Linked DNA regions of Homo sapiens: region 1 is linked to region 2. Evidence: read pairs that join two places in POLR2A ChIA-PET (ENCODE). Cell type or tissue: MCF 10A. All regions are shown on one strand.

Region 1 (2,500 bases), 1.2 Mb after region 2:
GCACCATTGCACTCCAGCCCAGGCGACAGAGTGAGACTCCAAAAAAAAAAAAACAACAACAAAAAAAAGCCAGGAGCAGTGGCTCACGCCTGTAATCCCAGCACTTTGGGAGGCTGAGGCAGGTGGATCACGAGGTCAGGAGATCAAGACCATCTTGGCTAATGTGGTGAAACCCCATCTCTACTAAAAATACAAAAAATTAGCCAGATGTGGTGGCGGGCACCTGTAGTCCCAGCCACTCGGGAGGCTGAGGCAGGAGAATGACTTGAACCCGGGAGGCAGAGGTTGCAGTGAGCTGAGATCATGCCACTGCACTCCAGACTGGGTGACAGGGCGAGACTCCATCTCAAAAAAAAAAAAAAAAGGACCTACTGTTTGACAGATCAGTAGGTGACTACAGTTTACAATAATCTATTGTATATTTCAAAATAGCTAGAACAGAAGAACTCAAATGTTTCTAGCATAAAGAAAGGGGAAATATTTAAGGTAATGGGTATCCCAATGACACCAATTGGATCTTTACAATGATATGAACGTATTAAATTATCACATGCACCCCCAAAATATGTACCTCTATTATGTATCAATAAAAAAACCGAGAGAGCAGAGCTGCACTGAGGAGGAGCCACTGACGGGCCCCTGGCCCTTTGCAGGGATTCCTGTTCTCTTGAGCTGGGCAACCCCGGCCCCTCCTTGGAACATAGTCTGAAAAGCAGTTATTGACTTGGAAATTCACTGTGATAAAATTGGTTGTATAATCCTATTTGTTGTAAAACCTATGAAAGTATTTCAAGTATATTTTTGAAAGTATTTAGAGCTATATACCAAGATCATAATAACAGTTGCGGGCACTGAGTGGTTCTTTTGCTTGCTTTCGTTTCCTTCTTCCTTTCTCCCCCAACCCCCATTAAGAATGGGATGAATTGTGTCATTTAAAAAGCAAGTGAGTGAAAGAGAAAGGCAGTCCATATAGTGCAGAATATAGAATTCAGCCTCTTTTGTCGATGGGGGCACACTCGCCTAGCTTGCCACACCAGGAATGTCACCAACACATTCAAATGGCAATGACAGGCATCGGTTGTAAACCTTAATGTCTAATGTGTACCAAGCCAAGATCATGAACATTTAAAGCTTTCAGGTAAATCAGAAACATCAATTAAGAAATTGAAAACCATGAGACCATATAAAAGACACATCACGAAACCACTGCATACTAGCCCTCCAAAACAAAGGCGTTTGCAGCTAACCTTTGGTCAGAGGGTCTTTATTGAGCAAGTCAAAGGAGACCATGGTGATCCACACCTGCTCCCTCAGCTTATTCTCTTACTCTTGACACCTCTACATTTTCCCACAGGTCTTGACTGTATTGATTTGCCAGTGTTCTCTTATTGTTTACAGATTGTTCATTTTCCCTAAATAAAGGGTAAGTTGCACGAGACAGAGAGCAGAGTCCTAAGTGAACAACACACTGCTGTCTACACAGAAAGCAAATGACCAGGCTTGGTGATTTTCATCTCAACAGAAAACAATTCTTGCACACCTACCTCTTGGCTACATTAGGTAAATAACTTTGTGCCCAGTCTGGGGGAGCCCACTGTTTAGAGAAAGAGACAGACACATAAATGATCATTTCAGTAGCACATTGTAGGTCCATGCAGGCCTGGGGAACCCTCCTGACCCAGCCCAAGGGGCTCAGGGAGGTTGCTTGGAAGAGCCATGGCCTTGAAAAGTAAGAAGGAGTTCACTGGAGTTATCCGAGGGCAACAAGGTGAAGTGAGCCAGAGAAAGACGGCCAACCACGGCAGCCACTTATTTCTCTCTCAAATCTCTTTGGAGGGAAAATACTACATAAGATCACTATTGTTAGCATACCGGTTGAAGATCCCTAACCCAAAATGCTCCAGAATCCAAAACTTTTTAAGCACCAGCATGATGCTCAAAGAGAATGCTCACTGCAGCATTCAGGACTTCAGATTTTCATTTTAGGGTGCTCACTTGATAAATATAAGTACAGTAGAAATATTTCCAAACCCCCCAAAATTCAAAATCCAAGACACCTCTGGTTTCAAGTGTTCTGAATAAGGGATATTTCAGATATTACTCAACCTGTAATAAAGTTCTAAAAGCCAAGAGTCCACTGGTGAAGGTTTTACAAGCAGGCCAATGAATACATCCATTCACTCATTTATTCCTCAATAAATACGTGGTGAGAACCTCCCACGGGCAAGGCGCTGTGTGTTTCTGTACGTCTCACATAAGTGGAGACAGGCCTGGTGCTCTCCCTCTAGATCTTTGCCTGGCTGGTTCCCATCACAGCTTTTTGACTGGCAGGTATTTTCTGGCTTGTTTATTGTCTATATCCCTCTATCAGAATGTAAGATCTGACTGGGCGCAGTGGCTCACGCCTGTAATCCCAGCACTTTGAGAAGCCGAGGTGGGCGGATCATCTGAGGTCAGGAGCTTGAGACCAGCCTGGCCAACATGGTGAAACCCCATCTCT
Region 2 (2,500 bases):
TAAAGTTTTCCTGATAGATATCTTTCACCTCCTTGGTTAAATTTATTTCTAGGTATTTTTATTTTTGTAGCTATTGTAAATGGTGGTGCAAACTCAGCTCACTTTAACCTCCACGTCCCCAAGCTCAAGTGATCCTCCCACCTCAGCCTCCCAAGTACCTGGGACCAGGCTGAGTAGGCTGAGGAGGAACAGGTGGGGTTGGTCTTGCTGTCTCAAGGGCAGCAGAGATGGAGATGGAAGAAAGTTTACGTATAAGTAGATCTGTGAAGTTCAAACCTGCGTTGTTTAAGGATCAACTGCAAAGATCATATTGTCTGCAAATAGGCCATTTGATTCCTCATTTCCAATTTGGATACCCTTTATTTCTTTCTCTTGCCAATTGCTCTGGCTGGGTCCTTAACGTTTTTAAATTGTATATGTTTAAGGTATAGAATATAATGTTTTGGTGCACTTAATAAATATCCTTAACATTATTTGATGGCCATTTTTTTCTGATTTCACATTATATTCAAATTAACGAAAAAAATCCACATAGTACTGGTAGACATAATTTAAGTACTTCCCTACAGATGTACATTTAGACCTTTTCCAATTTGTCACTTTTTTTTTTTTTTAAGACGGACTCTTGCTTTGTCTCCAGGCTGGAGTGCAGTGGTGTGATCTCGGCTCACTGCAACCTCCTGTAATCTCTGCCTCCCAGGTTCAAGCGATTCTCCTGCCTCAGCCTCCCAAGTAGCTGGGATTACAGGTGCATGCCACCATGCCTGGCTAATTTTTTGAATTTTAGTAGAGACGGGGTTTCACCATGTTGGCCAGGATGGTCTCAATCTCCTGACCTTGTGATCCGCCCGCCTCGGCCTCCCAAAGTGCTGGGATTAGAGGCGTGAGCCACCGCGCCTGGCTCACTATACATATTCTTATATAACTTTTCCTTCTTAATAATCGTATTAGAGTAAATTTCCACATCTAAGATTACCGTGCCAAAAGCTCTTGCTCTCTATCCTGTATTTCACATCTATGGTACGTTTATTGAAGTATGGCTTGGGCCTGTCTGTATATATCAGTACGTGAACCTGAACTACTTCTATGGCCATTGCAAACATAAAGGTCTGGGGAAGCAAAATCTTGGTGAACAAATAGAGTTTCCAAACTTTTTTACTAGATCATGTTTTGATAATGGGGGAGGGAAAGTAGTGTCTTTCTTTACTTATGAATCATAGCAATAAGTAATTGGTTATTTAGCCTTCCAGAAAATAGATTCTGACTTATGTTTATGGGCAGAAAAGATTTCCCACAAGATATTTGGGCGTTGTCTGAATGTCTGAAATTGCTCAACTCACTTGCTACATTCTTTCAGTACTGCCTCACTATAGAAAGAACCAGAGAGATGGAAAATAAGTTTACCACTAAGACGGTTTTACATCACATTCTTTCAGTACGGCCTCACTATAGAAAAAAACAGAGAAAGGGAAAATAAGTTTACCATTAAGATGGTTTTACACCACATTCTTTTTCTCTTTGAGATTTATTTTTTAAAAAATCTTCGAGTCAGGTCAGGCACATTCACGCCTGCCATCTCAACACTTTGGGAGGCTGAGGCAGAAGGATCACCTGAGCCCAGGAGTTTGAGACTAGCCTGGGCAACATAATGAGATCCTGACTCTACAGAAAAATAGGAAAATTAGCCAGGAGTGGTGGTGCACACCTGTAGTCCCAGCTACTCAGGAGACTGAGAGGGGAGGATCACTTGAGCCCAGGAGTTCAAGGCTGCAGTAAGCTATGATCATGCCACTGTACTCCAGCCTGGATGACAGAGCAAGACCCCATCTCAAAAAAAAAAAAAAAAAAAATCTCCAAGTCCACAGAAAGATTAAAAAATGATAATAATACAATAAATACCCATATGCTCTTCTTAATTCACTAATTGTTAACATTTTGCCACTGTTTTTCTCTATCTCCATACATATATTTTTTTCTGAACCATTTAAAAGTTGCAAATATACTGACCTTCGCCCCTAAAATTTTCTAGCATTCACTTATTTCTTGAGAACAAAGACATTCTCCTACATAATCATAGCACCATTATCACACTGAAGAAATGTAACATTGTTACAATAATATGAACTAATAGCTGGAATATATTCACATTTCAAATTGTCTTGAAAATGTCTCATAATATTTTTTAAAATCCAGGCTTCAATCTTCAATCGAGGATTATACATTTGGTTGTCATGTCTCTTTAACCTCCTGGAATCTGGAAGAGTAACCTCTTTTAAAAAAATCTTTTATGACTGACATTTTTGAAGAGTTCAGGCCAGTTGACATGTAGAATGTCACACAATCTGGATTTGTCTGACTGTATCCTCAGAATTGGATCCAGGTTTAAAAATTCAGCAAGAATACTACATTGGTGATTTTTTTTTTTTTTTTTAACAGTCTTGCTCTTGTCGCCCAGGCTGGAGCAGTGGTGCAGTCTTGGCTCACTGCAACCTCCACCCCC

What was found. ChIA-PET counts read pairs that join two places held together with the same protein. Peaks named below come from ENCODE experiments on the same cell type or tissue, not always from the same donor. Only the 100,000 strongest peaks of a DNase experiment are listed, where the experiment ranks them.
Region 1: POLR2A ChIA-PET joins it to region 2 with 5 read pairs; 1 of 35 experiments calls an interaction of 5 or more read pairs at or near these places.

Annotation. Positions count from the first base shown.
Region 1 is chr1:245,471,975-245,474,474 of GRCh38, reverse strand. All of the region lies in intron 4 of KIF26B (kinesin family member 26B), which reads right to left. Among named protein-coding and RNA genes, the nearest start is that of KIF26B-AS1, 240 kb to the right of the region's middle. In MCF 10A, no CTCF peak of the experiment used is centred here; no DNase peak of the experiment used is centred here.
Region 2 is chr1:246,704,348-246,706,847 of GRCh38, reverse strand. No RefSeq gene overlaps it. Among named protein-coding and RNA genes, the nearest start is that of SCCPDH, 19 kb to the left of the region's middle. In MCF 10A, no CTCF peak of the experiment used is centred here; a DNase peak (open chromatin) is centred at 1,317.